Linked DNA regions of Homo sapiens: regions 1 and 2 are each linked to region 3. The links are chromatin loops, found by intact Hi-C in ENCODE. Cell type or tissue: heart left ventricle. All regions are shown on one strand. Links, peaks and the distances in the headings refer to the core of each region. The heading gives the core; the rest is flanking DNA.

What was found. Peaks named below come from ENCODE experiments on the same cell type or tissue, not always from the same donor. Only the 100,000 strongest peaks of a DNase experiment are listed, where the experiment ranks them.
Region 1: a loop joins it to region 3, with 2.7 times the contacts of the local background. A loop is called at or near these places in 4 of 110 quality-filtered maps.
Region 2: a loop joins it to region 3, with 2.8 times the contacts of the local background. A loop is called at or near these places in 7 of 110 quality-filtered maps.

The regions. Positions count from the first base shown.
Region 1 is chr10:49,305,392-49,315,398 of GRCh38, forward strand. All of the region lies in intron 1 of C10orf71 (chromosome 10 open reading frame 71), which reads left to right. Among named protein-coding and RNA genes, the nearest start is that of C10orf71, 11 kb to the left of the region's middle. RefSeq lists a silencer at 2,717-2,766. In heart left ventricle, for the core only: no CTCF peak of the experiment used is centred there; a DNase peak (open chromatin) is centred at 5,994; H3K27ac peaks cover 985 bases.
Region 2 is chr10:49,171,355-49,181,361 of GRCh38, forward strand. All of the region lies in intron 1 of TMEM273 (transmembrane protein 273), which reads right to left. Among named protein-coding and RNA genes, the nearest start is that of TMEM273, 12 kb to the right of the region's middle. RefSeq lists enhancers at 3,522-4,023, 4,024-4,523, 6,009-6,348, 8,925-9,004. In heart left ventricle, for the core only: no CTCF peak of the experiment used is centred there; DNase peaks (open chromatin) are centred at 5,337 and 6,227; H3K27ac peaks cover 2,077 bases.
Region 3 is chr10:49,513,737-49,523,743 of GRCh38, forward strand. All of the region lies in intron 5 of ERCC6 (ERCC excision repair 6, chromatin remodeling factor), which reads right to left. It overlaps PGBD3 (piggyBac transposable element derived 3), which reads right to left. Exons shown (of 2, transcript NM_170753.3): 2 at 1,369-3,385. The coding sequence starts at 3,378. The coding sequence ends at 1,597. Among named protein-coding and RNA genes, the nearest start is that of PGBD3, 5.5 kb to the right of the region's middle. In heart left ventricle, for the core only: a CTCF peak has its summit at 5,458 (motif pointing left); no DNase peak of the experiment used is centred there.

The sequences.
Region 1 (10,007 bases), core at 1,263-9,262, 210 kb before region 3:
TACACACGTTTCTCCTCTGTAAAGAACAAGAGTAACTCCTGTGTAATGAGGCTGTTGTGAATACTAATTAAATAATAAATATTAATAATACTAGGTTATAAAGTACCTTTATACCAGGTGCTCATTACCCACTCAGTGGATAAGAGAAATTTCTCTCACCTACTCATTCACTCACTTGTTTAGCAAATAAAAGGCCCCATGCTAGGCATAGGCACTGTGTGGAGACTGGAAACATAAGCTAGAGCAGTAAGGCAAGGCCCAGCCCATGGACCTGCCACCAGCGGGTGGGGTCTCCTCCCCTCCCCAAGTGAATCTGATCAGCCACTGTTTGGGCCTTGGGTCTCCAATTCTCCATCCAGATGAAAATCTAGCATTACCAGAAACGGGGCACCCGTAAGTTGGGCATAATTAGGGATGCCTAAAATTTCTGGTCTCAGAGAGTTTTTTTTAAATCACTATAGATCATAAGTCATTACTGAGTCCTGAAATCACTAAGTTGTGAAGAGGTTTTTTAAATGAACGAATAGATTAGATTAGGATGGAGCAGTACATATAAGAAGGGTAAGCTTTGCTTTGTCTGGTTTTCCATGATACATATGTCTCCAAGCATGTTCTGTGCCATGATGTAAATGCATTTCTTACTACATGTAGAGGAGAAACCTCTGCTCTGTGGAGACACGGAGAGGAGGATGTGTATGCCATTCACTCGCTCCCTGTCGACCTGGCAGGTGAGGCACGGGGCTGCAATGGTCAGGGCCTTCTGAACCTCCTTCTAGTCCAGGCGTCCTCCCTGCTGTGGTGGGGATCCAGGACCTGGTGGTTTGGCTGACTCCAGCATCGAGAGACTCTCAAGCAGTGCCTGCCACAGGGACCGATTCCATGAAAATTCCTGTGTCCAGCATGGGGAGCAACCTTGGGAGTGGGCAGTCCCAGGGGCGGGCACAGCCGGGCTGATTTTTATTATCCCTTTTTTCCAGGTGTAGCAGTTAAGTGACACCCATGACAACAGCACTTTAGAGCTGGGTCTCCGCTCTTCGCACTGCTGGTACTGCCTATTTGATGACTCTCATGTCAGGTCCTGCCATTTCCAGAATCCAGGGCAAGATGTTCCTAGGAAATGTGGAGGGGAAGAGCAAGTGAATACATGAATGAGTGAAGGCAGGAAGAGCCTGGTGCTGGGCTAGTGCTCCCTCCCTGATTCTCTAACAGCAGTTCTCAGCCAGGGGTGATTTTGGCCAGAGACTTGGGCAGTGCCAGTGATGTGGGGACTTAGAAAGTCTATTGGGAGCACCTGTGCCAGGTGCATGGCATGGGGTCCACTTACTTGCAGATGAGAAAGGCTCTCACATGCCATGTCCCTCAAGCACGGTTGTACTCAGCAACCATGGCTAAAGGGCACAGAGCAGCACGAGGACCTGTGCCCAGATCCCAGGGGGACCCACCATTCACATGGCCCCAGAGCTCCTGAAGGAGCCATGTGTCCCTTCTCCAGCAGCTGGCCTGGCAGTGGGGGTGGCCCTGCAGTTTGGGTTGGGTGCAACAAGGAGGTGCAAGGGTAAGAAGGATGAGCAGCAGAACCATGGCTGCCAGGCTGACCCTGCTTTCTCCCAAAATCTCTGCCTCTCAGGCAACTCCCCTCCTGGGCAGTGGAGCAGGACTGGCACTCACCCAACCCTGGGATAGGAAGACAGGGTGAACAGAGTTGTTTGGGATCACATGCTCTCCCTTCCAGATCTTTCCTGCTCCTACTTTTACCTGTGATGCCAGCATGGCTGCTCCTATAAAGCACCTCTGAGCTCACAAGGAGACGCCAAGGGCACCTCTGAGCTCGCCAGGAGAAGCCAAGGGCACCTCTGAGCTCACGAGGAGAAGCCAAGGGCTCTTTGCTTAGGGAGCATCTGGCTGCTGAGGCTGGGCCCCTTGAGGTCTGCAGAGAACACCTGAGAGAGTGTCGTGGAGCAGCTGGCAGTGCCAGGCCTGAGCTCCTTCCTAGTGGAAGGGACTGTCCAGAGACGGTGTCTGGCTGAGTCCAGCCCATCTGGCCACCAGGAGTTCCAAGGAGTGATCCTCCATAATGCTCCACCTCCAGAAGCGGTCAGAAACTGCGCAAAGAGGTGCTGCTGACAGCTCGCAGGTTAGCCTTTGTGGAGTGAGACTCTACCCAAGTTTAAGCAGTGCGAGCTCCGGAGCCTGCTGGGATGCAGAGGCGCACCAGAGCCCCCTGCACCCTGCAAGGCCCACTGAGCACACCTCGTCCCAACTCTGCCTGGGATATCAGGGAGGCAGCAAGAAATTAGCCAGTGCTACAAATCCAGTGCTTTTTGCCCCAGAGAGCTGGTTATTAAACATCGCTTGGCCTGCCCTGGTCATCAGGGAACAGGAACCAGGAGGGGACAGGTTTGTGGGAGACTGCTTGAACCCAGTCCCATTCTCCTCCTCTCTTCTTTTCTCCTGTGACTTCTCATTTCTCCTGCCATAAGGGTCCCTCCCTGGGTCTGTGATGCCAGGTATTGGTCACCCTCATGTCCTGGGTTAGACCAAGCCCGGCCTTCCCTGTGCCTTGTTCCCTGGCCTCAACTGTAGGCACAGCCCTGGGTCTGAGCAGCACTTGGAAGCTTCTGGGGAATGACCCATCCAGACATGGCAGACTGGCTACCCAGGCCAGAAGTCAGCTTCAGGCTGGGCTGAGCTCACAGAGAAAGCATCACTCCTCCAGTCTCTCCCCAGAGGGCAGCAGCCCCTGCTACCCCCTGCTCACATCCAGTTCTGTGGGTTTGACAAGCCCAGGCAAGCTGGTTTCTTCAACCACAACCCCTGGGGCATCCTGGACTTCTACCTGCTACAAGATTTAGAGGCTCCTGCACATGTAATGTGGTTGTAGAAGATTCAGACTCCCACCAGGCCAACACTGCCATCATGGCACCCAACCACATCATGTTCCTGGGGCTGGCCAAAGCCAAACTTGTTCTCTCCCAGGGCACAGTGGCCTCAGAGTCAGTTTGAGAGCCTTTGGCTTTCCCAGGCTATAACCTGAGTTTGGGTCCAGTCAAGCCAGGCCAGGCTGCAGGCTGACACCCCTCTCCCATGTGCCAAATATCAGGCTAGTGGAGCCAAAATGGCCAGACTGGATGCACAATGACCCTTATGTATATCAAATCTCTGCTTTACACACATAAGAGGCACTGCCCAGTGGAAGCCAATCTAAGGCAATCAGAGGTAATTGTGCTTTTACAAAGCAGTAACTTCCCAGGATCCATCCAGTTACGTGAGGAGAGGGCCCGGGTCAGCCCTGCACATGGCTATATCTCCAGCACCAAAACTGGTGACGTGAAGCAGGTGTTCAATAAGTAGTTGTTGAATGGATCAATACATAAATAAGCTTAAGTCACGCTTACGAGATCTTACGCTTTCTTCTAGGAGTCTAAATGAACTTATAATTTCTGATTTCCAAAAGTAAAAGGGGTTACAAAGACACAGCGAGCCCCACATGGGAGATGCTGAGGAGGCATCAACCTGGGGCCAGAGAGCAGGGCACAGAGGCCGAGGACTGGGTGAGGCCCTGCTCAGCACTCCCAGGCCTTAAGCAAGGGACCAGCGATTGACCTAGCCAGTCACAGCTCAGTTTCATCAGCTGTAAGATGATGAGGGGAGCCTATCATGCCAAGTGTTATCAAGGAATAAGTGAGCACGGGCAGGTGCAGGGGTCGACCTGCTGCTTCACAGACACTCAACACGTGTCTGCTGCCCTCACCTGAAGGACTTCAACTGAGGAAGTAAATTTTGCCATTTCACTGTTGGCTGCTATGGGCTGAATGTGTGTGCTCCAAAATTCACTGAGATTACCCCAGTGGAATGGTATTAGGAGATGGGGCCTATGGGAAGTAATTAGGTCATGAGGGTGGGTCCCCTGTGATAGGATCAGTGCCCTTATAAGAAGAGACACAAAAGGGCTTGCTAATACATGTGCACACTCACTCTCTCTCTCTCTGCTGTATGAGAATACAACAAGCAAGTGTCCATTTACAATCCAGGAAGAGGGCCCTCACCAGAAACCAGATCTGCCAGTGCCTTGATCTTGGACTTTCCAGCCTCCAGAACTGTGAGGAGTAAATGTCGATTTTAAGCCTCCTAGCCTATGATATTTTAGTTCAAGCTAAGACATTCTCCTCATAAAGCATAGACCATAGACAAGGACATTCCCCTCTAAAGCAAGAGGGCTGTTAGAATTGCACAGAGAGGTCGAGAGCTTGGCCCAAAACTGACCAGCAAGGCACCCTGTGGCGTGGGGTGGTGGAGGCTGTGTGTGCTGTGCATCTGTGGATGGAGGACCATCTGTGAGCAGGGCTCCAGGCTGTGCATAGACAGGGAGGAGTTGTCACACTTCACTCCACTGAACTGCTCGTCACACATGCCTGAGTCGATGGCTCAGAAAACCAACCCAGAAAGAAGAGCAAGAGGAATCAATTCCAATTTGTTAGAGCCTTCTGGGTGTGATAAAGCCAACCCCTGCCATCTCCACTGTCTTCCTGTTTCCCCTTCTCTAAGAAGTGAAAGCACCATTCAATTAAGGTAATTAAATTCACCCGAAGATCTTGGGCTCAAAAACCACACTACCGGCAAGTGGTCAAACCCAGCAACAAAGCAAACCCCAGTGGCTTCCTGTGGAAAGATGGGCAGGGATGAGGAGGAAAATGGAACATATCTTCAGCAGCTCAGGGGTGCACCTTGGGCCTGCAGGGGAGCCCCCAGCTCTGCAGAGCCCAGCTGCCTGAGCCTCCCGCAGCACCAGAGCCCTCCCCAAACAGGAAGGACTCATGTTTACAGGCTGAATCAAAAGTTTCACTTCTGTGGATGTCTGGGAGAACTCAGCTGAGAAGATCCTTATTACATGACGTGAAAGTGAAATGAAACCCTCGTTTTCTCCCCCAGAGACACCAATTCTCCCATGAACTCCAGCCCATGAGCCATAAGCGGGGCTGGCAACACCTCCCAGGACACGCCTAAGGAAGCCTGAATCCACAGGCCAGAGGTTCAGGGTTTCCTCCTGGAGAAAGCAGAAGGTGGTAAGGTGGTGAGCCCAGGCTGACTCGTCCCCAGTTCTTCCCTGTCTTTACATGCTGTGTGGCACTGAGCAACATCCTGCACCTCTCTGTGCCTTTGTTTCTCAACCTAGGAGATGGTGACAAGGCCACTCAACCTGCCTCAGAGGAGTCATGAGAATCAAACAAGATCACGGATGCTGAAATGTGTCATGAACTACAGGGTGATGCATACACATGAGCCGTGACTGTCACTGTGTCATCCCAGTATTGACTCACTGCATTGGCTTCCTCTGATTGTGATCCACTTTGAGTGCTAAAAGTTGGTGAGACCCTCAGGTAGCCAGATGATGATGATGATGATGATGATGGTGATGATGATGATGATGAAGAAGAAGAAGAGGAGGAAGTCGTCGTCCAGTGGAATTTGAATTTCAGATAATGAATAATTTTGTTAGTATGAGTGTATCCCACATATTGCGTGGGATACACTTACACTAAAAAAGTATTTATTGTTTATTTGAAATTCACATTTCACTCAGTGTCCTGTATTTTTAATTTGCTCAATCTAGCAGCCCGACCATGCCAGACCACCAACTGTTCCCTCTGTGCAGTGTCCCCAGGACCACCAAGACCCGGCCCCAAGCCCACTCTGTCACTCACCAGCTGTGAGACATGGAATATCTGGGTCCTCCCTCTGAGGGCACTTTGTCTCTCCTCATGGGTGATTGTGGTCCCTGAGTTGGGACCTCCAGCGTCACCCAGTGGGGCTCTGGTCCTATGGACCTGACAAGCTCCTCAGTTATGTGGGGGACACCTGCAATAGGGCTTGGCATGTAGGAGTTGTGAGTCTTCTCCCCTACACTTCCCGTCCTTACAACCTGGGACACATGAGGGTCTGGGATAGATCAGCGGAAGTTGGACTGCATGACCTTCTCAGGCCTGGGTTGGCTGCCAGCCAGGAGCCCCGAGGAAGACAAGGGCAACATGGACCTCTGTCCCTTTGCACACTGCAGTAAACCTCTGTCATTACATCCCAGGGTCCAAGAAGTACACTCAACAACCAGAGCTGAAAACATTTCCCAGTGAGCAGGGTGCACCAGGCACCCTGTAGGTAAAAGATGAACCAAGCCAGGGACCTCACACCAAGGATCTCAAAGTCTAGTGGGAGAGATAGATTCACCGCAGTGCAGGAAGAATAAAGCAATGTAAGTGATAAAAAGGGAAGAAAAGATTCTACGAGGAACAGAACAGAGGAGGAAGTTGTCAGCAGTTGTGGCTGAGGACAGAAGAGACATTCCAGGAAGAGGGACTATTACTTGAGGGATCTAGTCCAGGACACATGGGTCCTGCCCCTCCCTGGCACAGGGCACCACAGGCCTGGAGGAAGGAGGGTGTGGGAGCAGGCAGAGCTCCCCTGCCAAGAGGGACTTGAGGGTCTGCATAGGCATTTGTAAAGGATTAGGAGGGGGAGAGAATTGTATCCGCAAAAAGCAGCACATCCCAGTCAATAATAACAGCATCATGAGGCATGGCATGGAAAAAAAGCATCATGTGAGAAAACATTTTGGAAGAGTTAGAATTTAGCAATGACTGTGCAAAGGGTATTTCGGTGCTTATCTCAAGGAAAAGCTGATTCATGGGGATACATGTTCAGATTGAGTTTGTTTGATGTAGTCTGATTCAAAAAGATGACCCTACAATAAGGAGAAGAAAATACACATCCTTGAGTGTAATTCTCAGGGCTCCAAGGCTACAGGGCACTACCAGTTCACCCATGCACATATTCACAGTGGGCATGGCAGACCCTTCGCTCTTCTCCAGGGGCTCAAATGGAGAGTCCATTTTTAAATTCCTGCCCAGGGATCCTGTTTCCCCTAGTGTGCTCTGGTGTTTTGCAGAACCTTCTCCATCTGATGCAAGTTTGGCCTGGGTCAGTGGAGGAAGTGCTGGAGGTCTGCAGAACATGGCGCTGTTGAGTCCTGCACAATTGCCTGGAGGCAGAGGGCAAAGCCAGCATTTCATCCACTGACCCTATAATTTAGATAACGCATCACTTAATGACCATTCACACTGTGGCTGTAAACAGAGCCCCAGGTAATGTACTCAACAAAAGTTTGCTGGACGCTGGCCCTCCAGAAGGCATCAAAGCCACTCCCCAACTTAGAGCACTGAGAGCAGTGTGAGAGACCAACTGGGAAATGGTGAAGTCACGATGAAGTCTCTTTTCATCTCCCCCTGACAGAAACGCAATCCAGACATACACAGTACATGCCACGCTGCTGAGGGACACCTTCCCTGGAGCCAGCTTGTCAACAGTCTCTAAGAACAATCCCGTCCACCTGCTTCCATCTCTTACCATGGGGGGAATTTTACATATTTGAGGGGTTTTGAATCAAAAAGTAAATAAAATCCACTTGGATTCAAATTCACTAATTTGAAATTTGTGATAATTCTGTGATTATAGGATTATAATTGACTGTCAATAAAATAAGTTCTGCTAAGCCTGTCAAAAGTGTGAGTAATATCATGACAGGTGGAAGGGTTTTCTCATTTATTTAACAGATATTGCTTGCACTGTGCACTATGCTGCATGAAAAAGAAACAGACATGGACCCCGCCACCAATAAACACTCAGGCTAGCAGGAGGGACAAACATTTAACAACAAATCACCCAGTTAAATGCTTAATTATAATTATGGTAAGTGCTGCAAAATGATGGGTATAGCCCATGATAAAGGGATGTAACGGGCAGCCTTGGAATAGCCTGAAGAAGCTGCATCATCAAAGGGACATGTGAACTGGGCTCTGAAGCACATGTTGGAGTTAACCCAGTAATGATGAAAGGATGGAAGTAAAAAAGTCCAGGCAGAGGGAACACCATGAGCAGAGGCCCTGAGGCAGGAAGTAGGGTGGCATGAAGCTGGACAAGGACCAGGTTGGTTGGAAAGCCAAGCATGAGGGGAAAGATGGAGCAAGGTGTGTTTGGAAAGAGAGGATCTGTGTTAAGGAGATTGATCTTCATTCCTTAAAACTGGAAAGCCATCGAGAGATTCTAAGCAAAATGTTGATATGAACAAGTTTGAGTGTTGAAAGCAGCCTCTTGGTGCAGGGCAGGAATGGGCTGCTGCAGTGGCCCAAGGATTTGAGAGAGCAGCTTGGTCCACACAATGACCGTGGAGATGGAGACTGGTGTGTAAGGAAGAGACCTTCAGAGATGAAACTCATGGGAACTAGGAAATGGATGTCAAAGGGAAAGGCACTGGGAGGAGGAGGAGGAGGAAGTCGAAGGTGACGTCAGGTTTCTGAGGTCCCCAGGGAGAAAGCTGGCTTGCAGAAGGCTCATGGACTCTGCTTTAAACATGTGGGTTGGAAGGGCTGTGAGACAGGGGCACCGAGTTGCCTGGTGGGTGGGCGGAGGCGTGGACTGCAGCCAGGCAAATGGCCTGGCCTGGACGCTGCCTCAGTGCGTGGATGTTTGCGGGGACCATGGTGTGGGGACAATCGCCTGCGTGGTGACTGTAGAGTGAGAAGAGAAGAGGCTCCAGGGCTGGGAGCAGAGGAAATCCAGCAGTCAAGGAGAGGAAGAGACTAAACATCCAGACAGGGAGGGGAGAAGGAAAGGTCAAAGTGAAAGAGTATCTTAAGTAGACAATGGCCACGAGTCTAGATTGCAGCCTAGAAGTTCAGTCAGATGAGGAGCAAAAATGCCATCAGAACATCCATCAGGAAGGAGTGGGGGCCAGACATTAAAGGCCGAGTGAAATGGGTAAAGAAATAATGGAGGTAGAGGGGAGATATGAAGCATTTAAGAGAACAGTCTTTGAAGGCCACAGACTTAAATAGGAACTGACCAGGTCATAATTAAATATCGATGTTTATTTCTATGCATTCATGACCAGGTTCCAAGATCTTGTTTAAAACATGGCCCTGCCATGTGCACTGTATCCTCCTTCATGCTGCCTGAAGGGAACACACCTTTTCACTGGCAAAGTGCTCTATGAGCAAGAATTTTCACCAGTTCAGAGTGGCTTCCTTCAAATGGTTCAAAGTGGTAAGCAAGAGAGTTTTTTCACTGGCATCTGGAAAATTCATGCCAGCAGCAATGTCAGTGAGTCCATGAGGCAACTGCCTAGGGGGAAAGCCCAAGCACAGGGTGAGGGGTGCCCTAACCATTCACAAAATAAATGCCATTATGTCGTTCTGCACCTCCGTCTCATCCATGTGTGGCACCAGATGGGTTTCATCCTCATCCCTAAGTCAGATCTCAGTGGAGCTGTGGGCAGGGGAGTGGCCTTATTATTTAGAGATGCAAATGGGCTGATCTGAATTTTTTGGAAGGCCATAAGACCCAAGGCCAGGAGTCTTTCTCAACAAAATTCCTATTATCTTTTCCCTTCTTTTCTGTGCCTCAGTTTGCCCTCCAGGAAAAAAATCAGAATAAAGATAACCCAATTCAGAGCATTACCACAAACAGTGACTGAGCTTCCATTTATTGAGTTCAGTATACAAGACTCCCTTCCTTGGTTCAAGGAACTTCCTTTCTAGTGAGGAGGGAAAGCAGCGATCATCAGTTCCTGAAACATATGGGTCACGATGTATGAAGTGACAACAGAGCTGAGCTATGGAAAAGGTAAACCCAGTATGCTTTGGGAACACGAAGGAGGCCCATCTAAGCCAGCCTGGGGAGTCAGGGATGGGGCCTCGCCGTATGGTGGTAGACACAGAGCACCTCTGTGATTCTCCAAAGAAATAGACACCACCAATTCAAGCAATTATGATTATTAATATTATTAATAAACTACCTTGAACTAGATTAATATCCAGGAGCTACAAGCTGGGAAAGGTCTTATGGAAACCCCAAAGGTTTGCATTTAAAATGTGCAGAGTGGATTTATTTTAATTAGTTCACTATTCATTCTGAGCATTCTGAATATCCTCCTGGGCAGCTTTTTGGTTCTTTTAGCT
Region 2 (10,007 bases), core at 795-8,794, 340 kb before region 3:
AGAGCAGAGGGCAGAGGGCTACCTCCAGAGGACTTGCTGAGATGCGGGGGCTTTCCACAGCCTCCACCTGTGTAGCTTCCATGTGTGGTCAGATCAGCCTCTGACCATAGAAGCTTTTCCTAATTTGCACAAGGGCACTCGATGGGCTCTAGATTCTAGAGTTTCTGCTTTCTCCCTGATGCCCCATTTGGACCTGGTACTCTGTGCCTCCCTGACAAAATAGTGGGCTCCAGCCCCCTCACAGCTGCCATTCCCACCTCAGGCCTGCAGCACACAGATTGCTCTGTAAGTGGCTCTCCCAACAGCAAGAAGCCCTCTGCAAGAGTGGATGTCCCTCTGTCTTATGGTCCCCCAGAAACATGGGAGGGCAGCCACCCCAGCTCCTGGGGAGGAAGATGGCAGGGCTGCTCTACACAAGCTGAGATGAGTTATTTTGGAGAGAGCTGAAGGCACGGCCTAGCTTTGCCCCATCTCACTTGGAATCTGACCTGCTGAGAGCCCATCCCCGGCATCCAGGCCTCTTTGAGCTGTCCACCTGTTGGGTCCACCCTTGATGGGGGACTGGCACTCTTTGCCACCCTTATTTGGGCAGAATCAGGCTGTGGGATTCCCAGTTGTGGGCCAGTAGGCGTGCGTGCACTCAGATGTCGTTCTATAAGTATTTGAACTAAAAATAGGGAGAGGCTGCCCTAAGTGTTTGTCAATGATGCCCGGCCATAGTCTTCTTGGGACTTAAATGTTGCAGAATGGCTCCTAACTTTAGAGCTCATGAATTCCAACATTCTCAGCTAGAGGAAGTGGCTTTGAATGTCTAGGACAGGCTTCCTTATTCTCCTAACAGGGCTCACACATGTAAATAAAGAGCCTATAGGGTGTTCCAGGGGGCCCCAGTGCCTAGGAGAAATCAAAGAGCAACCAGAGACCCAAGTGCCCCATGAAGGAGCTCACAGAGTGACCAGGGAGACAAGATTTACACTGAATAAAAGATCAGAGTGTCACAGGCAAAGCTCAGCGCCTTCCCCAAGCCTCAGTCTCACAAGCTGGAGGAAGTGGGAACAGGGTGCAGAGTGGGCACTGGTGCATGGCCTGCCTTCCTCTCCTGACTAGCACCTCAGTTTTCCTCTGAGCAACAAGAGGCCCCACAGCCAGACCCCCAGCCAACCCTACTCACTGGGGAAAGGGTTTGTTCCACCTTCGAGCCTCTCTGTGGGGATCTGAGACTTCACTATGACCTCATGATGGGTAGGAGGGAAGGATATTTGGAACCAGGAGATCTGAGTCCCCATTCTGCCACCCATTGCTCAGCCAGTGGCCTTGGACCAGACACAGCACGGCTCCCAGCTCAATGGCCTCATTGCACACAGAGCATGGCTGGGCAAGTTCCCAAATTGAGTGTGTGCACAGAGTGAGGTGCAAGTGGCAGCTGCCCTTCTACAAGCAAGCACACCACCACCTGAGACGGGCATCTGCCAATTTCTAGGGGTGATGGGCAAAGTGGGGGAGCCAAGCACACCAGGAGGCACTCCACGTGACTCCCACAGGGCTGGCTCCTGGGGAATGTGTGAACCCTGCCTGACCAATTAGCACATTTATTCTTCCTGTCAACTGTGATTGGTCAACAGGTGGGGCAGAAGATCCAATTCAGACCAGTGACACCTAACTCAGAGCCTCAGGGGAAACTGAGAAGCAAGAATGTCTTCCAGAGCTGAGAGCTATGGGGCCAAGGGAGGCCTGCGTTTGCCCACTGCAGGGAGCCTGCAGACTGAAGTCCCTGCTGAAGAAGGTTGAGCCCAGACCAAGTCCTAAAGATGCTTTGAAGCTTCTGAATCCAGCTGTGCCCGAAGCACTTCTCCCTGGACTTTTGAGTCACCTCAGTAAGGAAATAGCTTCTTTTTCTTACTCTTATCTGAGCTCGGTAACTGTCATCTGCAAACAAAGGAGTCCTAATGACTTCGGTAGTGGGTCCTGAGAGGGCGTCACTGGAGACTGGGAGATAGGAGCAGAGAAGGCTGGCTGTGAAGGAGGAGCTATACCACACAGCCCCACACAAGCTGGACTGGGATGTGCAAGCCATGCAACACACACGGCTCCTGGCCTCTGCACAGGCTGCTGCTCTCTTTGCCGCAATGCTTTTCCCTCGTCCCTGTGGAAAGTGCTTATTTATCCTTCAAAGCCACTCCTCTGAAAGTCCCCCTTGCTCTCGTCAGTCCAGGATCACTCCTTCCATGTGTCACACCTCTCCCCCGCACTGTTGGCCCCAGTCTGCAGCTTGCTCTATGGCATGAAGGCCACAAACAACCCAGAGGAAGCTGTTTCTCCCAAGAGCGAGATGATGCATGAGAGCCCTCGGAAGCTGGACTCTTCTCCTGGGGGATGCCGAGAAAGGTGGATGGGAGAAGTCTGAACTGAGTGTTAAACCAGAAATGGCTTGAAGAGATAAGATCTAGTGTAAGTACTGAGTGGTACGGAGCTCAGGATCCAAGTACAGTTCAGCCACAGAGAGACAAGGGGGGGCGATAGCGTTTCCCCTGTGGCTCTGAGACCATGTACACTGTAGTGGCTCCATCTTCCAGCCCACTGTGAGCCTTGGAGGCCCAGCTGGCACACACTTTTCTGAGCCAAGAGGCTCAGAAAAGAAATCAGATGTGTAGAGTCAAGGGAGACAGCCCAGCTATGCTTCACACAGCAGATTGATCCTGGGCTTCCCTTTTTTCATCTGAAAATGGGGATGCAGGACGCTGACATATAAAAGACTCACCAGAGACAACCCTGCCTTTCTGCCCATTTATCCTGTGCTACCCTGCAATGTTAGTGGACCCTGGGGTCAGAGTGAAACACAAGTTATACTTCTTAAATTTAGCTGGCTTGGGTGATATGGGTGCTGGCGGGCCCTGCCCCTGCCCCTGCCTCAGGGCTCACAAATGGGTCTGCTTCTCAGGCACTCCACGGGGCTGTTTGAAAGTGGAAATGAAGTGCACCTACCCCAAGTGCAATAGCACCTGTTCAGCCCTCTCTCTAGCAGAATGCAGGGGCATAGGTCATGGGCCTTGGCTACACAGTCCTCCTACTTCCAGCATCGCTCGGCTCTTGCCGGAGTCTAGACACTTCTAGACCATGACTTGCAGAAATCTCAGAGTCCCCATCTCAAACCCCGGAACCACCTGAGATTTCTCTTCCTCAATCACCCTCCAGTCTTATCAGAGCATGACTCTAAACAGGACGTCTGCAGACCCCTCCCATGCCGCTTGTGGTCCTTGCTTTCTGTGCAAGGAACTAGGCTGGGGCAGAACCCAAACCTACCTGGCAAAGCTGTACAAAAGGAACACACGGGAAAAAGGTGTGCAAAGCAGTGGTGGGGGGTGGTATGAGGGGGACTCTGGGAGCTTTTAGACAACTCCTTGATTTCCATGGACCGCCCCCCATCCACGGAAAGACAATATGCGTGGTGTCAGAGCAGACCACTTGCTTGGCAACTCCAGCTCAGGACCCCTGCGACCCTGACGCTAAGGCTTCTGGAAGACAGGCAGTGATTAAGGAATTCCACATACGGCAGTCCCTGCTAATGCGTGAAAGTACAGTGATTAGCCAGCCAGGTGGGCCAAGGCGGGCACCTAACCCAGCCTGGGAGTGTCACAGAAGCTCCCCCGGAGAGATCATTATTTAAATTAAAAACAAAAGGACCAGTTGGAGCTAATAAAGTCTCGGTGAGGTGGCAGCAGGGACTGGAATGGAATGTGCCCAGACAGGGAATGTGACCAGGCAGAGGACAAGGTACAAGCAAAAGCCAGGCGATTCAAGGAGGTACAGAGGGCTTGAGGGCTAAAGAAGGAAGCTGAGCAGGGTCAGAGCAGCTGGGGATACTGGCATAAGATGTGGCCGGCACTGTGGACAGATAAGGTTTTCAGAAAAGCAGAGGGGAGAGTCCTGTGGCCACCCTGCTCCCAGAGGTGGGAGTGCTTGGCCACTCATATCTTGCCTGCTACAATGCCTCTGTGCCTTTTCTCCTCGCCGCACGCCACCCTGGGCAGGAACGAGAAGCAGGAGGCCACGGAGGGCCATGCAGAGGCCACCCCAGGCTGAGATGCACCAGGGAGCTTGCCTCTAGCTTCCAGAAATAGCATCATAATTAAGAGGGAAACAATAACAGCGGGTGACCAGGAGGTATCAAAACTGGTGCCCACTTTGTTTTTCTTGAGCACTCTTTGCTAATTAATTCTTAAAGATTCACACAGTGGGATTAAAACACTCAGCTCACAGAAGCCAAACTGATCAATACCTTTTCAGGCTAATGGAGGGGTGGAGGCGGAGAGCTGGCCTGGGCCTGAACCAGGGCTAGGAGCTCCTCCAAGGGGGCAGGGCCCCCCCCACCTGGTGTCCCAGGTCCATTCTGACCAGGAGTGGTGACACATGTGAGCACTGAGCCACACCTGGGAAGGGGCTGCTGAAGCCTTGAGGAAGACGGGGGTTCTGGAACAAGGAGGAGCCTGAGGCTGTCGTGGTTGGGTGGACAGTGGTATCCAGGGAGGGCCAGATCAGAGGCCCCACAGCCGGACACCCAGCCGACCCTACTCACTGGAGAAAGGACTTGCCCCACCTTTGAGCCTCTCTGTGGGGATCTGAAACCTCACCATGACTCCCATGGTGGGTGGGAGGGAAGGGTATTTGAAACCAAGAGATCTGAGTCCCCATTCTGCCACCCATTGTCAGCCTGTGGCCTTGGACCAGACACAACATGGCTCCCAGCTCAGTGGCCCCATTGCACACAGAGCATGGCTGGACAAGTCCCCGGAAGGAGTGTGTGCACAGAGTGAGGTGCAGGCAGCAGCTGCCCTTCCACAAGCAAACACGCCACCACCTGAGATGGGTGTCTGCCACTATCCTAGGGGCCATGAGTGAAATGGGGAGCCAAGCACACCGGGAGGCACTCTGGGAAGGTGCTCAGGTCAGAAAAGAGGTGGCGCTCCCCAGCAAGGGCACAAGCCTCTGCTGTTTCGAGAAATGGCCAAACCAAGGCCTCCCATAGCCTGTACAATCCCAGTGAAGAGGGGCCTGGCCACTTGATGTTGGTGCTTCAGACCAGGACAGGCCTGTTTGCAGGAGCAACTCTCAGGGCATGCCTTGCAGAGAGAGCAGGGGAGGCTGGAAGCCGTGCGGAATAACTAATTAATGATGGTAAAGTATTGTGGAAGAGGAAAGCGTTGCATAACCGCTAAGTGGTGGGGTTATTATTATTCATGCAATATTCATACTGTGCTCTTCAGCCTCTGGGAAGCATTGCTCTGGAGTCCTGAGGGACCTGACCGAGGGGAGTGCGCATCCAGGGAGCGGGGCTGTGGGATGACAGCTGTCCTGGACCATGGGAAAGGGGTCATGATGCTGCAGAGGAAACGGCAGCACACAGCCTGCACCGGAGCCCCTTACTAAACCCATCAGCCTCCACTTACCGGGACAGATCATTCGTAAACCCTGCGAGGCACCAGCATCCGTGCTAGGCATCTCCACTCTAGTTAGCTTTTTAAGACAATTCCTGACATTTGCAGAGCCTACAGCATGCCACATGTCTAAATATTTAAGTTATAGATCAAGCCCCACGCATGGTCCAGCCGAAGTCCCCCTGACCCCATGGCCCTGCAGTCCATTCTTCAGGGGCCCCTTCCAGAGGGGGAGGTGCAGCCCTGCTGCCTGCCGCCAGGGGAGGCAGGGTCAGATGGGTAGAGCAGAAGGAAGCCAGGCCTGGCCTGGGCCACCTTGAACCACAGACCCTCCAGGACCAAGGATGGCTCCTGAGCCATCAGACTCACCAGCGAGTTCCCTTACCCAAGCCCTGGCTTTTCTCCTAGAGTTCTGGGCAATGCTCAGTCCCCAGAGGAAACCACCAGGTGGAGGGATCAGGTGCAGTTATCTGGGAATCTGGTCTTTTGGAAATTGAAATAAAAGCATTTCCTCCCTCCCTCTCTAGTTCCCAGGGCAGCCACAGGCTGTGGTTTCCCTGATTCGGGTCCTCACTTTCAGCTGCACTAAGCCATTGCACACAAACCTCCCTCTCTGTTTGCCTGAGTGCTGACCCGGTTCCTGAACTCTCAAAACAAGATAAAAAAGAAAAAAATTCTTCGCATTTGCATTTGTGTGTGTACGTGGGGTCCTGGAGCCAGTGTCAGGACAAGGGCCTCTCTTGGGGACAGTGGCCTCTTTTCATGGGAAAGCCCCAGGAAGTGACGTGACCTCTTCAGGCTCCATGCCTGAGCCTGAGTCACTGGCTCCGAGGAAGAGTCTCACAGCAGCATGGAGGGTGAACAGTCATTACAAACTGACCAAAGTATCTTAATGTGTCACATGTGACTCAACAATCAGGGCTCATCTGCGGTTTGGGAGGGTCTCTTTTCTTTAGGACTCTAGGGTTAGCTCAGGGAGCTCTGGCTGGGTCTGCTCAGCCCTCCTTGCCACACAGCCCTGGCCTTGCCTGTCCAACACTGTCTGCCAGTGGGGCTAAGCATGGGCTGGCCAGGAGCTGGGATGGACACCAGTTTACTCAGCCACACACCTTGAGCTCAGGCCACACACTGCTTGCCTCAGGGAAGTAGCTGTGAGAGATGGGTGCCCTGGGGCCTCAGAAGCCAACATGACCCTGCTGGTGTGGCCTGGGACAAATCCAGCCAGCCTCCCCTCTCCTGGACTATCCATTTGCCTTCTCCTAGTAAGTCTCCCTGCCTCCAACCCATCTGGGGCACTGCAGCCAGGCACTCTTCCTGTAAGGCTGTTTAAAATCCTACAGAATAAGGCCCAATGTCCTCCCAGGGCTCATCAAGCCCTCCTCTTTTGCTGGCCCATGTCACCTCTCATTCTCCCCTCTTGCACAACCCCTGTAGTCCATGCTGCCCTTGCCCGGGGCCTCAGCAGAGGCTGTCCTCTCTTCTTAGGATGGCACGCCACCTGTCCCATTCTTGCAGACTGGCTCCAGAGGCTGATGTTCCACTTCGGGCAATAATTGACTCAAACAAGTGCTAATTACTGAGCAGGTTCTAGAGCAATGGCCCAGCAAGACCAGATCTCTCCCCTGACGGTGGTGACAGTACAGAGGGGAGTGGGAGTATCTCTATGACCCTGGAGGGGAACAGCATCATCCCATGCAAAACAGATGACATGTGAGGAGGCTGGACAGTAACCTGATGGATGTTCCCTGAGACCAGGGAGCAGGAACAACAGGGGATGGCTCGTGACAGGTCTAGGAGGCCAGTGACATAGTAAACACTTTAGTACTTGCTGGCAGCAATAGGAAGCTGCTGAAGGATTTCACCTAGGCAGAGATGTACGCAATTAGCATTCAATAAGACTCCTCCTCCAGGAAGCCTTCCTGGATACTCTAGTTTGGTTCAAGAGCTTCTCCTTTTTCTTCTGTGAGTCCTTCGTCTCAGTATTTAACACACTGCATTGCAACTGTCCCCTGTAGACTGTCAGCTCCTCAGGTTGGAGCCTGACTTACTTATTTTCATGTGCCAGTAGACCTTGGTGAAAATCAATATTTGCTTAATCAAAGAGAAAGCTCTGGGTGTCTGTGTGTCCCAGTCCTCCAAGACAGCCTGTGGGTCCAGCTCCAGGTCCTTCACCTCTTGCCCTGAATAGTGACTTCTCGATAACATGGCCAAAGAGTTTGCAAAGGTGTGAACAGGGCTTGGCTGCAGCTGGGGTCCAGGCAGGAGTTCCCCAACTGACCATCTGCTTCACTCAGACAAGCAGGGGAGAGTGAGCCCAGTCCATCTCACTAAGAACCATTATCCAGTTATTTCATGGAATCAAATTTAATAAAGGGAGCAGTTCAAGCAATTGTGGTAGATAAATGAGGGTCTAGATGTGACAACAATGCTTATAGTGACTTTAAAGAGGAAGTGGAGATAGTTTAATTTGGGAGCTAGTGAAAAGGTCTGCTGAGTATGTGTTGGCCTGTGGGGCTCGGCTTTATAGCCGCCCAGCTGTGGCCCTCATCAGGGATTGAGGATCAGAGACTCCCCAGCAGGCATTCTGCCTTCATCCCCACTCCTTCTTTCACCCCATGGGGAAGACTCCCTTCAGGGGCCTCTAGAATCAGGACTGTGTGTCTGAGGGAGGTTTGCCAGCCCAGGGTCCCTCCCCAAAGAGCATTACTCCAAATCACCCATCCTCCAGAACTCTTTTCAAACTTACTTTTCTGGAAAGATGAAATAGGTTTACTTTTCCCTATTCCTCTCACTAAGCATAGCTAAAATCCCTAAATATTATATTAAAAAAACAAATATAAAAAGACCCCCAAAAATGGAGAGAAGAAGGCAGACTGGCTAGGCACCTTCAGAACTCAGGAATAACAGGGCAGTGAATTTCTGGGTTTTCTTTTTGCCTCAGATGTCCCAGATGGGAATTGGAGAAGCTGGCAACCCTGTAATGCCAATGGGCACAAACACAGAAGCCCCAAGAAAAGCCAGCTCCCACGAGCCAAAGACTGGGAAAGGTGCAGCCTAGGAAGACAAGACTTTTAGGTGATAACCACTCCACAACGGTCAAACAGCACAGAAAAAACTGTGCCCTCACCCCAAGCCCCACCCTCATCAACAGAGGCCGAGTGGAGACCTGGGCTTCCACGCTCACTGCTCAGTTATAAGGAGCCCCCACTCCCCAACGAGGGTGGTGTCAGAGGGTCACATGGGGAAGAGAGGGCTTCATGCCCAATGAATGAAAAAGTCCCCGCCCCCAGGGGTATCAGTGGAGACCCTGTGGGATCCTGCTCTTTCACCTGCTCCTGGCAGTGACAAGGTGCCTCTCACCCTTCCTGCTAGGAAAGAGTCAGGACGTCCTACACTGCCCAGCCACCACGAGGCTACCCCCACCCCACAGTGTCAGCAAGGGACACATGAAGAGCAGTGATGAGCCTGGGTACTCCCAGCAGGGTGCTGTCTGCAAGTGCTAAAGGGGAAGCCCACCCAAGCCCGAGGCTGACGTTCCACTTCTGGCAATAATTGACTCAAACAAGTGCTAATTACTGAGCAGGTTCTAGAGCTATGTCCTAGAACCTAGCCTGCACCCCACCCCACAGTAACACAGAGCCCTTCTCCCATCAGGTGTCAGTGGTGGCCAGAGAGGATGTCAGGCTCCACCCCCCTAGCAATTATGAGGAAATGCCCCTTTTCTCTCGACAGAATGATATCTGAGGAGGCCTGTTAAAATTGAAGACGTCAATAAGATTCAGAGTTTCATAACATCAAATCCAAAATGTTCAGGTTTCAGTGGAAAATTATTTGTCATAGCAAGAACCAGGACAATCTCTATTTGAATGAAAAAAAAAATCAACAGATGCCATCACCTCGATGATACAGAGTTAGAGTCATCTGACAGAGGTGTCAAAGTAGCCATAAAACTGCTTCCATGAACAATTGTGAAAACTTCCTCAACTTCACAAAGAATATCTGCAAAAGCACCTACAGCTATAACCAAACTTCATGGTGAGAAACAAAATACTTTTCTACTAAGATCAGGAACAAAGCAAGAATATCTACCGTCACCACACCTGTTCAACCTAGTACTAACGTTCTTGTCAGCCTAGTAAGATGAGAGGAAATAAAGGCATACTATTCAGGAAGGAAAAAATAAGACTAACCCTATTTGCAGAGAACATGACAGTCAACATAGAAAATCTCGAGAGATCTGAAAAATAACTCTCTTTAGAGTATGTGGTGGTGGAATACAATAAGATTAACATATGCAAATCAATGATGTCTCCATATGCTCACAATTATACACAGAAAGAAATACTTTAAATACAACACAACTTACGATCACTCATAAATTATGCAGGTGTAAGTCTAATAGCACAACCTTGAAGAAAAAAATCCAGAAGGATCTTAATAAATGGAGACACATACCAAGTTCATGGAAAAACACAACATGATAAAGATGTCAAATCTCCCCAGATTGATCTATAGGTTTAATGCAATTCCCATCAAAAGCCCAGCAAGACTGTTTTTGTAGATGTACAAAAGATT
Region 3 (10,007 bases), core at 870-8,869:
ATCCAATCACTTCCCATCAGGTTCCTCCCTTGACATATGGGGACTACAATTCAAGATGAGATTTGGGTGGGGACAGAAAGCCAAACCATATCAATACTATTGTTATTCTCTCTCTCTCTCTTTTTTTTTTAACAATTAAAGCAGACAGGGAGAAAGAAAGGAAGCTGTCCAAGATTACCAATGAGTTAAGGGAAAAGATTCAAACCCAGATAATCAAGTTCCAGAGTCTATATTCCTATCTGTTACATAATACTGTCTTCAAAAAAGTATTTTCCAAACTCCCTAGTACCACCCCTTTTCTCACAGTGCCAGCGAAGGGTCCTCTAACTGCCACAGAACGAAAGCAATTGCACAAGAACAAACCAAATTCTAAAACTTCAATCCAAATGTTGTCTTAAAAAAACATCAGGACTAAGGTTTAAAGAAGGGAAAGATTGCCTTCATTTTTGTACAATAACATGATTCCTTCCCCACCTTAATAGTGTGCAAAGTAAGTCAAAACTCACTCTTCACTACACCCCTGCAAACTTTTCCAAGTAACAGTAAAATCAGTTTAGCAGTTCTTTGAACTATACATAATATAGGCTGAACAATCATGTAATACACATTTTATACTAGACAAATCAATGTACACAACTGCCCATACCAACACACAAAAGGGACAAAATACACATATTAATGGGAATTATCAAATATTAGTTGCCTGAGATCATATTAATAAAATAAACATGCCCTCTCCAAAACTTCAAGGAGGTCACCTACCGTGGTGCTCAAAATTCAAAACAGACCTTACTGCTCTATTGTAATATTTTTATGTTGCAAGGATCATTGTACACAGAGCAGTTTAAATCTACACCGTCTGTAAGGAAAAAGCTGTGTATCATACAGTTAAATCATTCTTAATACAGAGTGACATTTCAACCTCAAGATCATTCTCTACCTATTGCAATATCCATTTAAGAAATTCAACAACAGAGGCACAATGAGTACAATTTGATTTTTAAAAATATATTCAGGCACCAAGCTGGGTATTTAATATAGTTTGCATTCTGTAGTATGATAGGTTTTCTATTTCAGACAGCTAAGAATGCCTTACAGATTAGTCTAATTTGCTAAATTGAGATACTTGGTGTTTTACTTTTCTTATCTTCCTTTTTATGGTCTATCTGGGTAAACTTAATTGGCAAATCTGAGCAGATGAAATACCCTCAGTTAGGAGTGCAGATCTCATGGAGTAAATTAAGACTGATATAGACAATTATGCCCAGAGCCAAGAATGAAAGGTGTGTGCAGAGCAGGAAGCAGAATTAGTCTTCATTTGTGTCTCAGCTTTGTTATTTAAAAGAAGGCAATGTGCTCTCTAAGAAAACATCTTTAACCCATTTATGTCTGAGGTTACAATTTTTTGAATTTTTGCATGAAATTCATATATGTTACCTAGAAAAATTCAAGGAACAAAAATTTGAAGAGAAAAAAAAATTTATTATGTTCCATTGTTATGTGACGTTCCAAAATTGGAACACTAGGCAAAACCACTGCTACACTGTACATAATGTATAAAACTATGTTTCTTATCTCAGGAGGTGGTGACACCTGCTATTCAGTGTGATATTCAACGGAACACTTCACATGTAAGGCAACATCACATTTTTCACATCGAAAAGTTGTGTTCTTATGACATTCAGCGCATCGCGTTTGCTTTCCCTGTTTGACTATCACATGATTTATGCCATCATAACGTGAGTCAATGTTACGCTTCTGAGGTCTTCCTTTTTGGCCAGGTTCTGGAGGATGACCATGGGTCTCCAGATAATGGCATACCACACGTCGACGAAACTCCAGAAAATCCACTGGTTTCTCATCATATGTTTTATGCAATTGCCAAGCATTTTGTAAGACCAGTTCGAAACAGAACAAAAGAGGGCTTGAATACCATTTCTTTCCACGGATTGATGCCCGATACTTATCAATGTTTTCATCAGCTCTGTCTACGCCTCCCATGAACTGGTTATACACTTTGATCATGTTTGGCTGCTGAACTTGTATCTTCTTTTTCAGTTTCTGGGAGTAACGACTGACAAGACACAGGGGATGGATACCAGCACCAGATGAGGCAACAGTGACAACACTGTTATCATTCCATCTGCAGACAATATTGCCTTTGCCATCAATTCGATAATCAAATGTGCCTCTTTCTTTTTTCTTTAAAGCTACATCTGATTCCAGTGGAACTCTGTCAATGTGATCCTTTCTCACTGTACCTGTTGCCTGATGTCCCATTGAACTGAGCTTATCAAGAAGTGCAATACTGGTGAAAAAGTTATTGAATACAAAATGGTATTGTCCAGGGTGTGCCTCTGTAAGTGCCTCACTAAACTGAAGGACAAGTGACGCACCGACACCATATTCCTCATGTTTAGTATTTGGGTTTTTACCCTGATACGGCTGAAACCAGCAAATGTAGCCCAGACAGGTGGCACCACACCAAAACTTATAGCCAAACCGAATGGGCTTTCCCCGAATAAATTGTTTGCACCCGTGACGACCAAAATAAGGAACCATGAATTCATCAAAGCTGAAATATGTTTCATTTGGAACAAATTTCATGCATCTCTCATTAAGTTTGCTTATGAGAGGTCGCAATTTGGAAAATTTGTCCACTGGATCCAAATTTGCATTGTCAGCAACATGCAAATTAGAAAATATAGTTTCAAACCGGTCACGTCTCATGGCAGCACTAACCAGTACATTATGCACATCTGTTCTTTGTTCCCAAAACATACGCCTTCTAGGAACTGAGACATAACCACTCAGAAAAATAATTCCCAGAAAACATTTGAATTCAGAGCTAGTCAAGCCAAGATGTACACCTTTACTGCAAGCATATAAGTTGGAGTACTTGACAATGAGTTCAATGACCTCGTCATCAAGAAAAAGTTCAAGAATTTCTGTGGGAGTTCTCATTACGGTGAAGAAATCGTTTGGTGGTGCTGTAACTCTACCTGCTACGGGTTGTACAGTTAGGTCGGCTTTTTTCCATTTGCAAAGAATTTTTGTCATTTTCCTCCTCCTTGATGGTGGAGGTTGCTGCACAGTAAACGTAGATGGAACTTCATCAGGAGAGTCATCTTTAGGTGCGTATGAGGGATCATCTGAGTCAGACTCAGCATCAGAGCCATCTTGAATAAGATACGCAGCTGTGTGCAACAAAGAACCTGGCAGATTATTTATTGTTCCACCTTCTTCATCTCCTGATTCCTCATCAGAAACAGGTGCTGTAGCATTTTCAGGTGGTTGTATCACTATAGCACTTGCTTCTATGCTGTCATCTGTCTCTAAAAGGTCAGTTATTTCATGTAAACTTAGTGTTCGAGGCATCTTGGGACTAAAACGGAAAAAAGGTATTATTAGTCCTAGTGGTAGTGGTTTTGCCTAGTGTTCCAAAAATGGAACATGAAAAATGTCAAACCCATAACTAATGCAATAATAATACTTTCTGTATTTTCTTTTTACCGCACAATAGCATAACTAGTAGAGAAGTTATTTCTTAAAAATTACTAGTATAGGATGTAGTGCAGTAAAGTTATATGTACCTGTCTTTGGATACTCAAAAATGTTTCTGAAAACTCACATCACTTTTTGACAAGCTCCCAGCATGCCAGTATCTGTAGCAGTAACTAACTCTGTGCACCAAGTGATAACATGTACCCTCAGGAGGCAGACATGTGTGAAAAATCAGACCTTGGCAATGACCTTGAGCAGTAGGGCATGAATAACTCCCACATGCTTAGCGTTCCAATAATGGAACACTAGGCATAAATAGGTTTTAAAAGTGTAACTTTTTCTTTCAACTTATAGATTCCTAAAAGAAAATGAACACAGTCTTCTTTCTTTTTTTTTTTTCTCTCAGGCTCCAGTGATCCACCCACCTCAGCCTCCTGGGTAGCTGGGACTACAGGCGCACATCACCACACCCAGCTAACTTTTTCTATTTTTGGGGTTTCACCATGTTGCCCAGGCTGGTCTCGAACTCTTGAGCTCAAGCAATCCTCCTGCCTTGGCCTCCTAAAGTGCTGGGATTACAGGTATGAGCCATTGTGCCCGGCCAGGCTTATTTCTTGAGAAAAATGAACTCTCAGAGATGTTAAGAACATTCTTAAAATAATTGTATTTAGGTTTCTGGATAAAATCTCAAACTTTTACTAAATTCAGATTTTGGGAGAGTTTTGTTTTTTCTCTTTAATTTGGGCTTTAAAAAAAAGGCACAATCAAATCAACCTCCACATTGTGAGTTGGCCTTTGCCGAAGCACAGCCTAAAATTGCTAAATCCTCATCGGGTGCAAACCAGGATCCAACTGAAGGACAGACAGGACAATCCCAGTGCAAACAGGTGCTAGACAGAAGGGAGAAGTTCCCAGAAGACAATAAAATGGAGACAGGCTGTGAGGTTGGTGGTTCTCAGGGCACTGCCTTTAGAAGCATTTCAGGATAGGAATGGGACATTGGGTTGGAGTTGGCCCCCATCAAGTGGAGGGAGAAACCAGGCACTGAAACAATGCTTGTCCGAGTCTGCTGCAGCAAACCAAGCTGCGAGATCACTCTCATGTGTCCCACACCACCTTCAGACCCCTTCTCCTTCTCCAAGCCCTTCCACTGACTGCTGCCTTGAGCAAATGACTTCATCTCTCTGGGCTCAAAGTCCTATCTCCTGGGTGGCTGTAAGGATTAAACGAATTAACCTATATAACAAGAAGAACCACAAGAACCACTAAGTCGTACGCATTCAAACATGTCAGCCATCATTGTTCTTGTGCACCACTCCCGCCCCTGCCCCCACCTCCACTTGATGCCACCTTTGCTCAGGCCCTAAAGGCTGCAACGTTCCAAATCCACAAGACTCTCTTCATAACAGTCATTCTACTTGGCTTGACCCCTAGCATCTGAAATGCTGACAGCTCCCTCCTCAGAACAGTGGATGTGCACAACCCAACCCTCCCAAGCCAGGGTTCAATGGGGCCCTGGCCACAGAGGCCCAGTGCTCAGGGGAAGGACAATGAAGAGTATTATCTTCGCAGGAGATTATGTCTCACAGACTATTAGAAGACATTCTGTAAGACTTACACAATGAATGGAATCTTTATCACCCCTTTACATCTCAGAGTTACTCATGTAAAAAAGGTAAAAAATAGGGCACAAGAAAAACCTTTAGGATCAAAAATTTATTAAAAACCAATTATATCAACAGGCATCAAGTCTACAGATTCAGGTTACACCAGACCATGAAGTAAATTCTGTCCCCATCCACACCATACTTGCCAGGTCTTCTAGACTCCTGAGCCATCTCCCTATATCCTCATCCAAATTCCCAGATTACAGGCTTAGGTTTTTGGTTTGGTTTTCAGTCCAATGGAGGTGGGGGCAGCTATGTGTTGATTTTTGGCACCACCCTGTGGTCATACCTAAATATTGCACCTTCTACTCAATCCCACAAAGGGAAGGAAACATGTATGTAGAGGGCCCAGCCGACTTCAAATCTCAGCTCTACTTCACAGTAAAACTGTGGGCAAGCCAATTAACTGGAGGGGCCGTGATTATAACCATGTAAAGATGTGTATTCACAGAACCAAAGACTGGAATGACATGTAGAAAATAAAAACATAAAAGAGGTCATTTTTTCATCTTAATATTGTTGTCATACTTTTACAATAAAAATAGGGACTCATCAGAAGTGCTGAAAGGTGGCGAGGGAGCCTTCAAACCATGCAGAGGAACCAACTCAAATCCACTTCAGGCTATGCATTTAGCAGCTTAGCCCAATGCACCAGGTCATCTGAGGAGACTCAGGCACCGCCTACTGAAGAGTCCGTTTCTGAACTCCCCACTATGTTTCCCTGATCGGGGTGGGCATGGGTCGGGGATTTATCCCAGAGGCAATTATTTGCTGAGTGTGGGCCATAGTAAAGAAAAAAGCATTACATTCTCAAGCCTCAACATCCTTACCAACAATGCTTCCCAACTGCCTCAAAGCTCTCCTAAATGAGAACATAGTTCTTTCTGAGCAAGGTCCTGTGGACCATGAAGAATGTCACCAAGCTCCCCTCAGAGTCAGCGGGAGCTCAGCCAAAGCACAAGTGCAGTGCCCAGCTCCTCCCACTCTGCACCTGCTGCCTCAGACTCCCCACGCTGAGCCCAGGCCCCTACCCTCTGAAGGTGTTTCCCATGTGATTCTGACACACACACCCCACAAGAACCAGATGATCTATGACATACAGCATTTAGCTAAGGCTCCCTGCCAGGCCCTCCCCTGTGTACATACAACTGTGCAGGGCACATAAAAGAGGATTTTTGAGAAACTGATATACAAACTGCATCAGCCAAAAGCTGCAGCCCCAAAAAAGAGAAATACATAAGACTGACTTATTTCCATCCCTAGCTCCCAAACCTGACAGTGATCAGAGCCATCTGGGAACATTTTTTAAAAGTCCTGCCCGGTGACCCCACGCTACACTTCCTAAGTCAGCGTCTCCAGTGTTAGGGGCTCCCAGTGACACTGCATAATCAGTCTGTGGGTGGGGAAGCTTTGCTCTCGTCTGTGCTCGTTGCCCTCACTGTAGTCTGCGAGGGCAGCAACTTAAATAGTAACTGCCGATACATGAAAATAGAGTAAGAACTTGGGGGAATGAGTTTAAGTCAAATGATAAACACTAACCCTAGTCCTGCCAGCAAGAAGAGACAAAAACATATCTGGAAATGCATTTTCTCACTCAGGATGCAACCCATCTATGCCCTGCAGCCTGACCAAGCAGTGCTGACCACTGCTGGACAAAGAGGCAGGAGTCAGTGACATCTGTTTTATTATGTCAAGGCTGGCAAATACCTAGCATGAATGTTGCTAGTTCCCCACTGTGCCTATGATAGACATCACTAAGGAACTGCACACTCTTCCCAATCCACCCAAACAGGGCCTCGGAGCCCCCTGAATAGACTACCACTCCCCAGAAATCAGAGCTGGCTGGAAAGTGAAGCCCACCTGCCCTCCCTGTCCTCAGCCTCTCTGCACATTGTGGCATCACACCAACCTCCAAGGCAATCCAAATGAGAACCCTGAGGAAATAATGTGCCTCCAAAGCAAAGCAAATTCCTTCCCTTCTCAATGATGCACCTGGAGTTTAGGGGCAAATGCGTAACATTGTTAATTTGGATAAGGGTCATATTAATATATCTGAGCCACCCAACAAGACAAGGCCCTGCACTGGATGAACTTCCCCAACAGTCTCTCCCAAATGCCTCAGTCTGAATTCATTATTCCCTTCACACTTGGTTAGGTCCTATTTGTGCCCAAGTCTATTAACAGACTGCAAATTTTTTGCCAGAAACCCTTGAAGCCAGTCCAAGGATGCAGACATGCATTGTTGACATGAAAGCAAAGATAAAGCTATGGAGGCTTACCTCGAATATGGCAACTGGGAAGTGAATCAATAACATGGAGGTAACAAGGACTGGGGACAAGCGACCTGATCTTTATCACCCTGAAGGGGAAAGGTTCACATGAAATGTTTGGTCTTCTGGGCCACACAGGGCTGTCTTGGCTGCACAGCCTGTACTAGGTAAGCAGCATGTAGGTGCTCACCGGGAACCCACATCACTCAAACACTGAAGGTGTGTTAGTCCTAATCTTTATTTGGCACCCGGAGCTCCCAGGCCCACAATGTGCAAAGCAGTAGTATATTTTAAGAAAGCACTAGACCTCACAACCAACAGCCATAAGCAAATGGAAACCGTGGTAGCACAAAGTAAAATGAAAAAATAATGTATGTTTTACAAGACCTGTATACCACTGACCATAGAACCGACAGAACATTTACTTCTAAGCAGTGGCTCATCCATCCTGTATGACATGAAAGGGTATGAAAACCAGGGAACCCACTGAGGAGTCAGCCTCCAGATACAGTTCAGTGCAGAGGAGGAGGCAGGAGAAACACATGAGAAGGGGGAATACACGGTTTGAAAAATGGTTAAAACTTCAAAGACTGAGCTGAGGGCTTGAGCCAAATGAAGGAAAGCAGGATCCAAAGGGCGACTGCCCAGTTCCATTAAAAAAGCTATGGAAAGGGCTTGACGGAAAATTCCTAGTAAGTATCAGCTAAAACAAAGGCACCTAGTTAGGGTGAACCTAGTGCCAGTGAAAGGCCGATGGCTCTCAAGCTGAGAGAATAAAGAGGATGAGATATCCAGAAGTCACCCACTCTCACTTCCTAGAGTTGAAAAGAGCATTATAATTAACAGGCTATACCCTCAGTAAAAGGTGTTAAGTTCAGCAAAGGGTGCCTACCCTGGGAACTACTCCTAAATTCTAACCACTAAAAAAAAACTAATTTTCTATGTTGTAAACTCTATGACTTTATTCTAATCATCCATCGTCAAACCACTGCTAAGACAAGCAACCCTAAAGGTCTTTCTGTTTCTCAAGGGAATAGCATTACCATTTCAATTAGTCTACAAAGATCAGCAATGAGTAACAAAATATAGAGAGACTGGCAGTTCTAATATGCTTCTCAATCCTGAGCATTTTATTTTCTTTCATCCCCCAAACCAAACAGCACCAAAGGAGATGTAATAACAAATATTTCAATGTGGATATCTGCAGTTTAACAGCCTTAATAACTGTAGCTATAAAATGTTAAGAGCTATCGTATTTTGGTGGCAATTAAGAGTTATTGATATTTCTGAAATTCATTTGAGATTTCACTGTAGCTTTAGCAAAATATTGGCTCTGGAAATAATAAATTGTTTTACAATCTTAACATTATTAAGAAAAACTTATTGCCATCAAATTAACTAAACCCACATTTAAAATTCAATCAAAATAAATTGCTCTTGATCAAAATACTGATATATTTTAAACATATTTAATATTGACCCAATTTAATTGGAAAAATATATATTGCTCCATTTATAATCAATATGTTGAGATTAACACTTTTATTAATTCCTTGCAGTAGTTAAGAAAAAGTCTGACACCGCTCACTGTTCAAGAGTACTGGGCAACATTCCTCAAACAACTTCACAGGTAATAAACGTGCACAGAAACGAAAGCTGTGCTGAGGGATGACAAATATAAGCCAGCCCTCATCTGTGCATTACTACATAAGGTGCTACTAGAATGTGAGTGCCGCAACTCTAAAGAACAGGATTTAAGTCACAGGTCCTCAAATTACTGTTTAAAAGAATTGACACATCTATTTCGGAAAGGTTATGGAATGTCTGTAGTGTCTGGACGGGGGTTAATGAGCAGTTCTAAGTAACAAGAAAAAACACCAGGTCAACCTTCACTCACAAAGGCCAATAAATACAACAAACTAGGTCTCTTCACCTTGAGAAATAAGAAAAAACTGTTGAGGATTGGGAAAAAGCCATCCCACTATCAAGTATTTTAAAAGTAATAAGGTTCCTTTTTCCCTTTGACTTCCTTAGAGCTAAGTGAGCTCTAAGTCAAGGAGACTTGAAATGCGCGGCAGTAGCACAGTGTTCAGTGGGCCACCATGGGGAGGCCTGCAATACAGATTATTTTTCCTGGCTCTCAGAAAACGTGTGGCAATATGCAATTCAGACTTCATGTTTCACATGTTCACCTTCCCTTTTATGGTGCTTGCTTTATACAATGACAATGTCATGGAGCTAAAAGCCAAAGTCAGTCTCTAACATAAAAAACAACAGTGAAAAGAAAGGTATGCTGTGCATACAAAGTACACTTTTTGCATGATGGTGGCTTATAATTATGCAGATGACTATTTTCTCAAGACAAAGGAAGGATTTACAAAAGCAAGCTTATTCTTTCTATGCCAAAGCTTAAGTTTCAGCTCTTTTTTGAAGAAAAGTTCTCTAAAATTACTTTCCTGCTTCAAAAGGGAAAACAGAAACCCCTATCCAGTATGCATTAATTCACCCTTTTCTTTTTCCTGATACTCATTCTAGGGTGACTGTCGGTATAAAGGCGACACAGCTC